2 separate regions of the Homo sapiens genome follow, and region 2 is linked to region 1. The links are chromatin loops, found by intact Hi-C in ENCODE. Cell type or tissue: heart right ventricle. All regions are shown on one strand.

Evidence for each region. A loop is a pair of places that touch in the nucleus more often than their neighbours do. Peaks named below come from ENCODE experiments on the same cell type or tissue, not always from the same donor. Only the 100,000 strongest peaks of a DNase experiment are listed, where the experiment ranks them.
Region 2: it touches region 1 in a loop (1.9-fold over the local background); 8 of 110 quality-filtered maps call a loop at or near these places.

Annotation. Positions count from the first base shown.
Region 1 is chr9:20,608,657-20,616,656 of GRCh38, forward strand. The region is part of intron 2 of MLLT3 (MLLT3 super elongation complex subunit); the gene reads right to left. Among named protein-coding and RNA genes, the nearest start is that of MLLT3, 9.8 kb to the right of the region's middle. In heart right ventricle, CTCF peaks have their summits at 3,219 and 3,425; no DNase peak of the experiment used is centred here.
Region 2 is chr9:20,510,713-20,518,712 of GRCh38, forward strand. The region is part of intron 2 of MLLT3 (MLLT3 super elongation complex subunit); the gene reads right to left. Among named protein-coding and RNA genes, the nearest start is that of MIR4474, 12 kb to the left of the region's middle. In heart right ventricle, no CTCF peak of the experiment used is centred here; no DNase peak of the experiment used is centred here; H3K27ac peaks cover 3,184 bases.

The DNA.
Region 1 (8,000 bases):
AAATGTCAAATAGCAAAATTTGAAAATGTTTCTTGGGAAAGACAGTCTTAATCATGTTCCAAATTACTTGTAGAAAAAACTAAAAATCTTATTGTAAATGTGCCCATACATACATTTAAATACTAGTTTTACTTTCACATAATATGAGTCATTCAAGAAAACTTGAAAAAGCCAACGAATTTTACTGACAACAATAAGAAGTTCCTGATATCCCACGTCCCAGAGATCACTTATATTAACATTCTACGATAGTATTTCTTCCCATCTTTTCAGTGATGTATTTTTATCTATCACATACTTCTCAAAATGTGGGGTAAAGATGAACAAATCTAGCCATTCTAACACAGAAAATGAACTGAATCAATGATGTTAACCTAAAAAAGATACTCTGTCAAGAAGCATTAACTATAAGCTATTGTTTAGCCTTTACAATGTAAGAAAATTCCTATTTATTTGCAGCTCTATTTTAAATGTCTGCATTTGTGTATTTTTGGATAAATTATCGGCTCTAGTCAATTGCTTGACAATTTCCTTTACAGAATTGGAATGCTAACTAAAATTATTTTTTCTTTGACCTAAAAGTTATACAGCATGTTACAACTGAAGAGTAGAAAAGTACTTGCTTTTCAAAACAACTTCAATTCAGCATTTGAATTATTAAATAGAAAACCCTATTTATTCTTATATGTATGTATGCAAGTATGTTGGATGATCAAAAATTTCATATACTTTCTTCTAATCTGTTCACATGATAATACAGACAGCCCTCAATTAGCTTACATGGGCAGTCCTCAATTATTACTCTATTGATAATAAAAACACAAGTAATATCTGGTAAGTGATACTTCAGAAAAGCAAATTAAGTGACACAATTTCAAGGTCTATTTTATGTAAAAGACAAAAAAGCATGAAAAACCCAACGATCTAATGGCATGGTCAAGAGCCATAATTGAGGAAGAAGTTTCCTATCAACACTGGGTGGTCTTCTGAGTTCTTGAAATGCTCCAATCTACAAGTAATAGTTGATGGTTGAGGTGAATGGCACCGATATGATCAGAAATTAACTTTTACAAGTGTAACTTAATCCCTTATTTGGTGAATTACTCATGTTATCTTCTACTTCCCTATTACTGCAGCAAGTCTTTCACCCATTTCACTGTCCATTCACCATAAGAAAGGATAAAATTCCAATACACTGATGTTCATATATTGGTATTTTATTTTCTCAAGAATATCATTCTCCGAACTACTACTTAGGAAGAGTCAGAAATTAAATACTCCACATGTCTATTGTCTAGCATGATAACCAATATAGCTATTTAATAAAGGGTAGTTATTATTTCATTGTTATAAAAACACTAGATCAATGACAATTGCAGAATTTATCCTTTTTAAAACTAAAGGAAAAACAGTATTTTCAGAGCTGCAAAAGCCCACACAGCTTATTCAGTCCAAACACATCCTTTCTACCTCCCAGGCCAGGGCCTTTCCTGCCACACTGCTAAATACTGCTCCTACCAGTTACTGGAATTACATTAGACTCTTATTTTTAAAGCTAAAAGGCTGGTTGTATTTCATGGATTAGGTAGTAAAAAAATGATAGAGCTGGCCAAGTCCTTCAAGTTTGTGTCTAGCTTTTCTTTTTAAGCATCCAAAGTAAGTGAAGAAAGAATAAGGGAAAAAAGAGAAAAGAGAAAAATTCATTTTTGCCTATTACAAATGCTAGAACACATTCTAGAAAATGTGATTCTCAGCAGACACAATGTTTCCTGCTAAATTCAAGTGGTGGTTCTGTTTACACAAAGTCAATTATTAGAGGTGCAGAAGAAATGAGTTTCAGAAATCTGAGTAATAATTTATAACTTACAGGAGTGGAAAGTAAAGCCAGGGATTCTAAAACCCTTTTTCTGACTTGCAATACCTGCCTTTATACGGTTGCCAAAAAATTCCAGGGTCAAGACATTACATTGATGGAGCTATAAGTAGTATCTACAGTGATAACATAGGTCCCATCCTTTCTGATGTGTAACTCTAATGCAACACAGGAGGAAAAAGAGATAACATATACAAAGAGAAGGGAGTGTTGGTCTAATGAAAGCATGTAACACATAACACGTGCTGCTTTGGTGCTCCATAAAATGAGGGAAGTTAGCTTCCAGCCCACTAGTTACTATTTCTGTGCATACAGAGAAAAAGTCATACAACAAGCATCAGACAATCTTGAACTGGGTCAACATTTTCAAATAACGTGTTCCACTCAATGCAACTAAATCTCAACAGCCCAAATCCCCCATGTTTCATTGACTCTATAAAACAGCTGCTTATTATAGAGAAACAGAGAAATAAGTAAAATGAAGGAAAATACTATGTGAAATAGAAGAATGTTTCTTCAATATAAAAAAGGTCGTAATTATTTAGCTTTCATTATTCATATTAATGAAGTATTTGTGGTAAAGGGTAAAGATGATATAAAGTCTACAATGAACCTGGTTTTTAAACACCCAAAGTGTTTTACATGTTTATCAAATGAATAGATACCTGGAATAATCAGACAGTATTCTATCCCCAGTACCATCCTTGGAGGGAGGCAGGGGAAATGGGACATAAAAACCTATCTGCAAAAATGAAAAGGCATCATTCAGACAAAATTTATATCTGAAAACATTAAGAGGCAAATTACCTCCCTACTCTCCAAGCCACTGCTATTATTATTAATACTTCAGGAAACTGTTAATATATATTTTGCTTTTAAAAATCAATATACACACACAGAGCATTTTGCCTGGTATTGATGAGGAAATAACTAATAATTTCTACTGGAAAGGAACAAAGAAAAAAAATCTAGTTTTGACAAAATCAAATATTTTAAAATAGAAAAAAATTAACTTGGCTTTGAGAATATCAACCTTCTAATATGTGTAACTAATTAAAGGTAACTAATTATATTTATAATCACTAATGAACACTATTTTAAAGATAAGCCATAATTTTCTTTAATAAAAAAAATGGTGACTTGATTTTATCCAAAAAGTTAATTGTTAACTGCTACATACCAACTAAATCACACCCAAATGCTGGCCTTATCTTTTTAGAAATTCTATCGTAATAGCCTTCTTCAGTCGTCAACCACTGCAAACTTACCACACTTAAGTCAAAAGGATTAAGTCATGCAACATTACTTCTTAAAACAACACCCTGCATCCTTCATGTAATTGCAATTCTTACCACTGGGTGAATTGGGGACAAAATATCAGGAGATAACTACCACCCAGCAACAATTTTTTCTAATGATTTAATCTCAAAGGAAAACTTTAATTCATATAGAGAATTTGATTTTGTCTGAAAGTAGCTATAGAACTTTTTCCTTTTAAACAGCATCTACCATGGTTACCACCACTTAATTAAATCCTAGATCATGTCTACAAAAGCAGCTATTGCTGAACATTTGTCTGCTAATATAAGTGAATTATTACTCAATGTTTTAAAAGTAAACATTGACCACCATTTATTACTAGTTATCTTTGCACAGGCATACTTGTGACTCATTGTGTCTACATGCAAGATTGCTCCACATTTCTAGGCTTCTGATTAAAAGTAAAATGAAAGGGTAATCGAAGATGAAGAATCTCAAGTGTCCTTTCCAGCTCTAAAAAGACACAGCACACTGAAGGCAGGGACCTCCTCTTACTCTTATTTGTATCTCCCTCAGTCTTTCACTGTATCCTACATATATATTGCCTTTTGGTTAAGCACATTACTATGGCCACGAACTAAATTCTTAAATAAGACCCTAAGCCCAGAGAGGAAAACAAAACAAAATAAAGCACATCAGTTTGACAAAATTAAAAGCTTGCATATGGCAAAAAGATACCATAAATCAAGATAAAAGAAAAAAATGAGGCAAGATATTTTCAACAAAAATAACAAAGGAAGAACATCCTACAAACAAGAAAATGACAAGCAACCCAATCTTTTCTTTTAAGAAAAAGGATATAAAAAGAAGTCAATAAAGAGGAAATCAAAATAGTCAATATATATATATAAAATGCTTAATCCCACCAGGAACCAGAGAAATGTAAATGAAAACAAAAAGATACCAAATTTCAACTCTGAAAAATAGGAAATATTAAAATAGCCAAAATTGGCAAAGATATAGAGGAAAAATGGTACTCATTTTCTTGACAGAGTATAAACTGTCAGAACCACTTTTTAGAGCAATCTGACAGCAGCTAGTACAAATGAAGACACACGTGCCCACAACTCAATAACTCAAAATCTAGGCCTATGTCCAAACCCTTGTTCATCTGCACAAGGTAACATGCACAAAGATGCTCACTGCACAGAACAGAAAATGACCTATTTATTTCTTAATAGGAAAACAGAAAAGTAAAGTATACAATATATTCCCATGATGAAATACTAAGCAGAAGAAATTAAAGAGAATGACGTGGCTCTTTATAGATGAAATGTGGACAGGTTCAGAAACAGAATTGAGTGGGGGAAAAAAGCAAGATGCAAATGTATTCACTCATAAAAATATTCTGGTATTAAATAATGGCAATGGTTACACAACCTTATGAATATACTAAAAACCACAGACTTGCACACTTTAAAAGGGTAAATTTTGCATGTGAATTATATCTCAATTGTAAAAAAAAGATTCACTAGCATGATCCTCTTCACGTTGATTTTAAGACACAATACATTATTATTTGTAAGCAACATATATGTGCAAAATAAATAGAATGGAAGACAGACTGAAGGGTTGGAAGAAAAGGCTGGGAAGCATTTTAAAACATTAGCTGCATCTATAATAGTTAATTCTCCAGAATCCAAACAAGGAATCAAATAAGATAATATGTAAACATTTATTCATTCTTGGTAGTGGGGATTTGAATGTTTGTTATATCATTCTCTGCATTTCCCCATGCTTTTTTTTTTTTAATTAAAAAAGCAGCCATGGACTACAAAGGACAAAAAAGGCACATCACAAAAGACAAACGGTAAATAAATACATAATGAAAGATATGTGGCACTGCTAATCATATAAATGCAAACCAAAATGAGGCAGTTTTTCCACACAGATTGGCAAAGATTTTTTTAAGCTGTTAATTTCCAGTTTATATGCCTGAGGAAATATAAACTGGGACAATCTTTTTGGAGGAAAGTTTGGTAATATATAACAAAATTTTAACTCTGTATACCTTTTGACTCCACAACCTCCCTTCTAGAAATTTAACATAAACAAATTATTAGAAAAACCATTAAAATGAATGTCAAAGATGTCCACCACAGCACTATTCATAACAAATCAAAACTGGGAACAATCCAAAAGAAGTATAATAAATCCATATACAATGTCATACCAGAAAAATCCAACAATTTTAAAAGATGATATGCCACAAGGGTAGGAATGTTCCTCTGTGCTTTATCTCCAGCTCTAAGAAGGGTGCTAGGGCCGGGCGCGGTGCCTCATGCCTGTAATCTCAGCACTTTGGAAGGCCAAGGCGGGAGGATCACCTGAGGTCAGGAGTTTGAGACCAGCCTGGCCAACATGGTGAAACCCTGTCTCTACTAAAAATACAAAATTAGCCGGGCGTGGTGGCGCATGCCTATAATCCCAGCTACTCGGGAGGCTGAGGCAGGAGAATTAGTTGAACCCGGGAGGCAGAAGTTGCAGTGAGCCAAGATCATGCCACTGCACTCCAGCCTGGGTGACAAGAGGGAAACCCTGTCCCAAAATGAAAGAAGGAAGGAAGGAAAGGAGGGAGGGAGGGAGGGAGGGAGGTAGGCAGGCACGCACATAGTAGGAGCTAAAAAAAAGCACACACTTGTTGAATGAATGAATGTTAATAGTTAATATTGATGTGTATGTGTATATATATAAAGATGTCTAACAAATATTAACTATAGTTATATATGAAAATTTCAGATAACTCGTCCATGGTTTGACTTTTCTACAATGAACAAATATCTACAAATTAGAAAAAAAAAACATTTCATTTGTTTAAAAAAATGAACAAGGTTCTTCATAAAAGCTACACCACAAAATTGTGCCATGTAATTTCCCAGCTTCTATGACATCTCTTTTGAAGATTCAAAACAAGAAAAGTTCTATATCTTAGAACTGTAAAAGTGATGTTATGTAGTGGGGATTACCTGTAATAAATGACTAGAAAGGCAAGAAAGGGGCCAAGGTTGGTCCATGGAAGACCCATGAGAAAGAAACTTCAAAGAACCAAGAGAAGGAACAAAGGACCTTTAAGGCAAAATTATCAAACCAAGTGATATCCCTGCCTGGCCTACTTCATAAAGATAGGTAGTTCTACAGAGGGGCACCTACAATAATGAATATAAAAGACTTCTGCATAATTCAGGTAATGCATCACAGAATGGACAGTGATAGGCCGGGCACAATGGCTCATGCCTGTAATCTCAGCAATTTGGGAGATCGAGGCTGGTGGGTCACCTGGGCCCAGGAGTTGGAGACCAGTCTGGGCAACATAGTGAAACCCCATCTCTACCAAAAACACACACACACACAAACTGCCAGGCATGGTGGTCCACGCCTATAGTCTGAGCTGTTTGGGAAATGGCTTGAGACCAGGAGATGGGAGGATGGCTTGAGTCCAGGAGATGGAGGTTGCAATGAGCTGAAATCACGCAATTACAACCCAGCCTGGGTGACAGGGCCAGACCATGTGAAAAAAAAAAAAAAAAAAAAAAAAAAAAAAAAAAAAGAATGGATAGTAATAGTAGCTATAAAATATGCCCAGAAAAACCCAAGTTTAAATTATCCTTTTCTGAAAACAATTTTGTTAGGTAATCATTCACCGGAATTTAATGAGGCAAATACCTTGGAAGATTTACCTTTTCTCTTTCCATTAAATAAGTTTTTATTAGCAACAATAATAACAATCAGCTTCCATGTATTGGGCAATTTATGTGTGCCAGATTGTAGGCTGAATACTTTCTACCAGCAGTTCTCGGAGTGTAGAGTTAGGATCTCAGGATCCCTATGATCTTTTCAGGTGATTGGTGACGTTAAATCTATATATATAATAAAATCTATTAAGTTATGTGCCTTTTTCCTTCCCATTCTCTCGTGAGTGTGTAGCAGAGTTTTCCAGAGGCTACAGGACATGTGATAACACAATAGACTGAAAAGAGAAGCTGGTAAGAGGACCTAGTTGTCTTCTATTAAAACAAAGAGATTTGAAAAAAAAAAAAAAAAAGAAAAGAAAAGTAAACAATGCCCCTCTTGTCACTGTTTTTAAGAAAATGTTCATTTTTCATTAAAATGTTACCTGTATGTTAACATATAATAGGTTACTACCTTTAGACAAATTAATTTCTTTAAAATGTCTCCATTTTAATTTCTAATACACTAAAATTAATAGATATAACTTACACAAAAAAACTCTATGCGTTCTTCAATTTGTAAGTGTAAAAGGATCTTAAGCCCAATAAGTATGAAAACAGTTGATTTACATTTCAACCTCAACTTATGAGGTAATAGTTCTATTTTATCATCATTTCCATAATGCAAATGAGAAAAGAGACACAGAAGTAACTTGTCCAAAACCATACAAGGAGTCTCTTAAACCAACATTTGAATACAAGTCTGTAATTCCTAACCCTAAATTCTCTCCATCTTTAAGCAACAATATCTACCCAAGATATTAAAGATCACTTTTAGATCTTTAACTTTTAGATAGCTACATGCTAATCCCTATTTTTAAAACAATATTCTATATTGGTTTTTTATTCTTTTTCAGTTTTAAAAAGTTATGTGTGCTCATTGAATGTTTTAAATATACGGAGTTAACTTTAAAAAAAAATCAAACACTACAAAAATAACCTCCCATCACCACCACAAGTAGCTACTAAACTACTAGTAAGAGTTTGATGCCCGCTAATGCAAATTTACTTATTTACAGACATACACTTGTATAGACATACGTATACTTATCTGCACAAGCACTTTTTTGAAAAAATGA
Region 2 (8,000 bases), 98 kb before region 1:
ACTTGGGAGAGGGGTTTGAAAGTTTCTACAATCTTCCAGAAAGCATTTGGTAAAATGTTATTATTTAAATTTTTTAAATTATACATCCTTTAGTCTAGGAATCCCACTTTCAGTGTTTATTCAACTGAACTAAAGCACCAGCATTTAAAGATATGTACTCAAGAATGCTTTGCCATTACTGCTTAAAAGAACAAAAATTGGAAATGTGGTTGCCATCAATACCAGAAAGGCTAAATAAATCACATTTGGTTCTCTCTATAGAATATTATGCAGCCATTAAAAATAATGAATTATATATCTGCATCTATTAACCTCAAAATAAGTCCAAGATATGTTTAAGTGAAAAATTAAAGTCAGAGAATAATCATGTGACTGGTATTATTTAATATTATAAAATTTAAAACAAATTAAAACATTTTAAACATGTCTATTAGAGCCTAATACTAGAGTGGTGGTGTATGTGTGTGTGCATGTTCATATGGAAGGATGCTTATTAATTTCTGGGGTGACTGAGTTATAAAACTTAAACGTATTACTTTTGTAATTTAAAAAAAACTTCAAGAAAAAAATAAATAATTAAGAACAAATGAAACTGATCAGACCCAGTATTGGAAAGAATATATGCAAATACAAACATATGCAAATAATAAAAAATTGCAATTGCAATACCTTTTCTTCAAACACAAAAAAATTAATCTACCAAGAAATTTTAAGTATAACACAATGAGTTACAAGCTGGAATCTTTACAGTACAATTCCTTCTCTCAAACTATTACCAGAAGTAAAAGCAACAGTGAATTACATTATAAGATGGTAGAAAAGGCGTTATGCTATGAAGCATCATTAAATGTATCACATACATTGGGAGGCTGAGGCAGGAGGACAGCTAGAGCCCAGGATTTCATGGCCTATGACAGAGCCTATGAATAGCCACTGTACTCCAGCCTCACAACATAGTCCCTAAGAAAATATGTAAGATTTTTTTTTAAATGCATCACATACAGATACACAGACATCACAGATACACATACATACATACATATGCGCACACACATGCACACACACACACCTCTGCCTCTCCTTCCTCTTCAGCAAGTAAAGCTTAGAAGAGGAACACCTATAAGTGCTCATACTGAAGGCAGAGAAGGGCAACAGTAGCCACAGCAGACATTAATAATCTATCACAGCACTCTTCTCTGTGGAGCAGAGAGCAGCCTCAGAATTGCATTACCAGTACAGAGTTCTAAAATAGAAGAAGCCCATCCCTGAGTAGGAGAGGCATAAAGCCTAGTTGACCTTGCTGGAGCAATAAAAAGAAAAAAGCCCCCAAGTCTGAGCTGAAGATGAGACACAGACCTCTTCATGCACTTAACCTAGCACTACAAGAGCAAGCTTTCAAAAGTATTCCTTTAATAAATACTAACCTAAAATACTCATTCTTGATATGCCTCCAAGAAAGGCTGCAATGGTGCTGTTTTACGGACTGTGGAACAACAGATGTCTCCCTATCTGGCTCCTGATCTGAAATTCCATTAGCAATCATATTTTCACTCCACAGTAGATTTTTCTTAGATGTTTAATACAGCAACAGCATGCCACCATGAATCAGCAATATCAGATGCCCGCCCACTTTGATAGGTTGGTATGTTCTCCTAACCTTAAAACAGTGGCTCTCAAACTGTGACTCCAGAACTATTAGCACCACCTGGGAACCTTTGGAAGTGCAAATTCTCAGGCCCCACCCCAAATTTAATGAATCAGAAACTTTGGGGGAAGAGTCTAGCTTGTTCTGATTCTGATAATGGCTATTGTTGCAGAACCACTGCCCCTAACTATACATTATAAACAGCATCTATGAGTACAAGTGTTTTTATCCTATACACCCCCTAAGTTTAATAGTTAAAAATGCTGTTTCACTAGCATGCCATGTTATGTCATTAAGCAAAGTTCATTTATTGTTTTTGGTTTTTTAATGCAGCTGATTTTATTTTCAAGAAACTTTGTTCCCAGAAGTCAGTAACTGAAGTTACTAAAATAGCTATGACCATCACCACAACTGCTTCTAACTATACTGCCACAAAGCACAGTACATGACTAAACGCATCTCCACACTAAGCATGCAGTTTGCAGAGCCTGTCTTTTGGTTAGAACTCCTGTTTATGGCATTGCCCATTTTGCAACACAAGCTATAAAGTGACTAAGTAAATAATACATACATACTCCACGGTATAGGACAATTCAATACAAATGATCAAACATCCACTACACATAAGACACCATATTAAGAACTGTAAGTGAGGCTCTGTTATATTTCTCTACAATTTGGTTTTGGGGGTATCTCTCTGGAGAGTAGCCATAAATTCTAGTCTTGCCCTGATAGGGCTCTAGGAAATATAGTTGTAGATATTTACAGTGTACCTTTCATGAGATCCTTCTTCATCCTGGCAGACAGCCTAATGCCTAAGTGTCTGACCTGTGACCAGGTGTCCCTCTCACAGGAAACTGGTTTATACTGGCAGGTACCCTTGTGGCCCTTGTCTGACCTGTGTCCAGTTTATTCCTCCCAAGATAGCCACTCTCTGGGAGAGCTCTGACTAAGAGGAAAATTAGGTCTGGGTCTGTCAGTCCGATGAGACACAGAGGAGGAAATACAACACAAACATGTGAAATACCAGAAGCAACGTACGACAAATTGGTGAGAGGAGGAGTACCAATGCGGGCGAAAGACAAGATGGCAGGGAAATGCACTCAACCAGCAGATGGGCAGCCAGAGAGAAATGAGCTATGGGCCAAGGCCTTTATTGGGGTCCAGGGAACTAACCAAGCAGGTTTCCTGTGGGAAGTTCTAGTTGGTGGGTTTAGAGCAAGCAGGCAAAAGTTCTGTGGAGTCACACTGTGAATGAGAGTGGCTACCGTGGCGTATCTGCAGCAGTCCATGCAGGGTACGGGGGGTCAGTCAAGTAGGCTGTATCTGTATGTCCATGAGGGAGGTGGTTGTACACGGCAGGTATCTGGCTCGACCACACTGAGGAACCGGGAGGAGGCAGGGAGTGGATAGTGTGTCAAGGATGACTGAGCCCTGCTTCTGTGTGAAACAAGTTACACCTAGATTCAGAATAGATGCTGAAGCAACATAAAATTATAAAAATTCACTGTAATTCACATCTTGGTGCCTGGGCACCAGTTTTTAAATGTCAGATAAGTGTAAGTCTGAGGGGTGGATGCACTGACTGTAAGGAGAAAGTGGATTTGGTGGTCATATTCAGAGGCACAAGTCAGGAGATTCTGATGGAAAGTTGGAAGGGGTAGTAGGGAAAGACACCAGTGGGTAGGTGGTCCTCTCCCCTAGGGAGTAAGGGGTTGACTGATACGAGGCAGGTGTCTCCTGAGGAAAGCAACAGTCACCATTAATTGTAGTAACTCATTCCGGATTTTCCTTGCAGTATGGAAGTGTAGGGGTGTACATTTGAGTGGAGAACAAGGAGGATACCAGGATCATGGGCTAAGGAAACAGTGGGTTCAGGAAGAAAACCAAAAAATGTCCTGTGTCCTGATGAGTGGAGGTTTTAGTGTCCCAGGGGAAGGAATCACAGGGGCAAAGTCATCTCCAATGGAGAGGTCCTGGGTTGGGTGATATCATCTGGGATGTGAGACTGGGGTATGGCTTTTTAAGTGACTGCCCACTCGAGCTGATGCAGGCCTCTGGACTGTAAACCATTAAACACCCAAACCAGTAGCAATGAGACTAATATTCAACAAAATGATATGTAGCTGTACCATATAGGGGTTTTTATTATTTTTTTATTTTTTTTTTGGTGGTGGAGATTTAAGCTCAAATAGGTCCCCCATATCAAATGAGAAACTGCCTGGCCCATGGGACAATCTATTTTTAATAGGTCCCAGGAAAGAATGTGCCCTTGATCTAGCTGCCAGCCTTTATGGGATGGCAGCAAGATCACAAATGTATAAAGATATGACCTAGGGCAAGATAGAAACTGTTAGGGCTTTATTTGTTGGGCTGGGATTTGAAAAGGAGTCGTTTGAGGAAATCATTATGCCTCTCGATTAAATCATTACCTAACACCTGTCAGGGACATGAAAGTTCTACTGAAAGCATCTTCCAAGAAACCAGTATTGTGTTCTAGGAAGTGAAATGTGTTTCCTGGTTACCACCAGTAATATCTTCAAGGCAGGAGATTCTCAGTGTTTCTTACCTTGAAGGAACAATTTTTTTTTTTTTTTTTTTTTTTTTGAGACGGAGTCTTGCACTGTTGCCCGGGCTGGAGTGCAGTGGCGTTATCTCGGCTCACCGCAACCTCTGCCTCCCGGGTTCAGGCGATTCTCCTGCCTCAGCCTCCCTAGTAGATGGGATTACAGGTGCCCGCCACCACGCCCGGCTAATTTTTTGTATTTCTAGCAGAGATGGGGTTTCACTATGTTGGCCAGGCTGGTCTCAAACTCCTGACCTCGTGAGCCACCTGCCTTAGTCTCCCAAAGTGCTGGGATTACAGGCGTGAGCCACTGCGCCAGGCCTCAAGGAACAATTTTTAGGCAATGCTCCAATTGTTTATAATAAATGTAACGATGTCACTACTTGTAGGCCAGGGCATTCAGTGCTGAGGGGCCTGCCTGAAGTTTGGCCAAGTTTGTTTTGAAATTTTAAGTAATCTAGGACTGGCATACTTGCGGGACCTGGTGAATAGGGACTATAGGGTTTAAAGTTCCTTTTCTTTCCCTCTTGGGCTTGAAGCCAACACCATTTTTAGTTCCTATATCTGACTGATAGGAGAAAATGGGGGAGGAGGAAGGTATCTCTAGGCAGCAGCCTTTTCTTGGGATGGCCAGAGACTGTGAGATCATTAGTCCCTTTTTCTCCCCATACTCACCGTTTTGTTTTTTGTTTTGTTTTTTCTTTTTGGCAAAATCTTTTAGAATGGCCAGGCAGCTAAATAATTATTTTTCTTTCTTTGGATGTTTATCTGACGAGCTCCTGGGGTCCCATATGGCAACCATAGTAAGTGGCCACCTCTACTATGGTTGCCATCAGCCGGAGTCATAACAGGCAGCAGCCTCTTTTGAGGATCTCCCCATTGACCTTATCCGGATCAGGCTGTGGCCTTCCCCAAAGCTCAAGCACAGACCGCCTGATGTAAGACTCTGCGGCTGGGGAGTATGTCTGAAGAAAATTGAGTCAATATATATTCCACACCAGAGCAACATCTATTTGCTTTTATACAAGAAAAAGACTCACAAGCAATGTTACTAGACATGTTATATTGTGTGCCATGGGAGCATAACACCTAATGACAAAAAAATAAAACACAGAAGCAAAGCCAGTTAAGTAAGAGATATCTAGATGTCAGCCATAAACCCCAGACCCAGCTCCAGGAGTCTGTGACTATGAACACCAGCACTGCCTCAGATATCTCCTGACTCCGCTAAGGACTCACCAATCCCACCTGTGACCCACATGAAGGAGGAGAAAGTATCCCCATCACATAAGCTTGGAAACAAATGTTTACACTAAACGGCTCTCTGGTCACAACCAGCACAAACGATATTGTGACTTTTTTTTTCTAATCGCACTCCAATCTGATAGGCAGCCTCACAAAAATATGTAGAAAAGCACAACACTCTACATGTATACACACTAAAATACTTTAAATTACAGTTAATCACAGAGCTAGAGCTTCTACAGTCTTACTACTCTCATTTCTTGACTTACCTCCAAAACTTTCATTACCTGTCAGGTCCCCCTTGTTATTCCTCATTTTCTATGTCTCAGGAATGCTATTGATGCTATTGTATTAAATAACTGTCATGCCAAAGGCACATAATACTATAAAGTTTATTTGCAATGTTGAGCAGAAACATCTATTTCTTTTTTATATCAAAGCTTATTAGAATGCTCTATCATCTATGGAGTGTACAGAATCATTTCCAGATACTCTTGAACCAAAAAAGAATCTGAGCCTCTCCTAACAAGTAGTTACAACAATGTAGAAAGATTACATGGGAATGTTAAATTGGTAACACATTTTACCTCAACTCTGTTTCCAAATATATTTTCAGTAAGTTCAATGGGCAGGCTAAAAGGTAAAATCTGTCCCTAGAAGGTATATTATTTTTACAACAGGATGAGATAATTTAAAATGTATTATAATAAATCCAACTCATGCATTTTAAGCATCTACTCAATTTTCAGTAATATGCTAGAAATTTTCAGTAATATGCTGGAAACTGCTATGCAGTTTAAGGATAAATGTTTTACTTTATTAATTAGCTATAGGAAATAATATACTTACGCAGTTTTTGTATTTTTTAAAAATAGTCTAATTCCATTTTGTTCAATAAGCATTGATTTACTGTCCAGGTGCTAGTATAGGTTGTTTCAGACTTCAAGGAGCTCTTAGCCTAGTATTATATAATATTTACTGTGTATTATAATGTCATTGGAATTTTGGAAAATTTCCTCAGAAAAACAGAAAAGGAAAAGCTATATTGAGATTTTTACAAGGTATTGGCCAACAGTTTCTACCTACTGTAGAGGGCTACAAAACCAACATCAAAAAAGAACAACACAAATCTCATAGCTCTATCCACTGAGAGGGACCAGAAGGAGTGGCATCCCAGTAACAATGAACACAAATGGCACCCAGATTGAGGTTTCTAAATACAATCCCCCAATAAAAGGAACCAAGGTTTTTTAGGGTCAGCCTAGTGACAGAGTGAGACTCTGTCTCAAAAAAAAAAAAAAGAAAATTGGTTGAACCCAAGATAAGGGCAGTGAAAATACAAGGTGTGCCTAGATCATCCTGTGGGGTCAGAAAATAAAGAAGCAGGGCCAGGCGCAGTGGCTCACGCCTATTATCCCAGCACTTTGGGAGGCTGAGGCAGATGGATCACTTAAGGTCAAGAGTTTGAGACCAACCTGGCCAACATGGTGAAACCTCATCTCTACTAAAAATACAAAATAAGCCGGGTGTGCTGGTGTGGTGCCTGTAATACCAGCTACTTGGGAAGCTGAGGCAGAAAAATTGCTTGAACCTGGAAGACGGAGGTTGCAGTGAAGCCAAGATCCTGCCACTGCATTGCAGCCTGGGAGACAAGAGCAAAACTCTGTCTCAGGAAAAAAAAAAGAAAAAAGCGAGAAATCAAATAAAACAAAATAGAGAAGCAGATGGCAAAAGAGATGAAGACTTGTCAGAAGGCATAGAAGGCAACTCACAAGAAATTACACTGGCCAAAGTTGGCGTAATTTAAACAATAAAATGAGCAATAATAGTATAACCAAAAGAATAAATATTCATGAAGCATAGTGCTATGAATGAATGAATGAATGGTAGGCTGAGCGCTGTGGCTCACGCCTATAATCCTAGCACTTTGGGAGGTGGAGGCAGAGGCAGGCGGATCACCTGAGGTCAGGAGTTCGCAACCAGCCTGGCCAACATGGTGAAACCTCATATCTACTAAAAATAAAAAATTAGCCGGGCGTGGTGGCACGCGCCTGTAATCCCAGCTACTCAGGAGGCTGAGGCAGGAGAAATCACTTGAACCCAGGAGGCAGAGGTTGCAGTGAGCCAAGATCGCGCCATTGCACTCCAACCTGGGCAAGAGAGCAAAAACTCCGTCTCAAAACAAACAAACAAACAAACAAAAAAAGGCAACTTTTCCTTACAGAAAAATTATAATTAACAAATGCAGAAGAAAATAAGAGAAACAGAAAAACACCATGAGAACATTACAGTGGTAACTGCTCCAGGCAAAATGCAAGAATGGAAACAAAAATAAGTGGGCAAAATTTTAAGCACAAACAAGATATCACGCAATCTCAAAGTATCTCTCCCAAGACACTTAGTAATCATAAAGATAAAATAAAATTTTATAGTGAAGGATCCTAACAGATACCACCTTAAACAAGTGAACAAGGTTAACACCAGTAATACATACTGATATCATGTACCATGTACCCCTGAGGTGATGGAATGAATGAGAAGGGC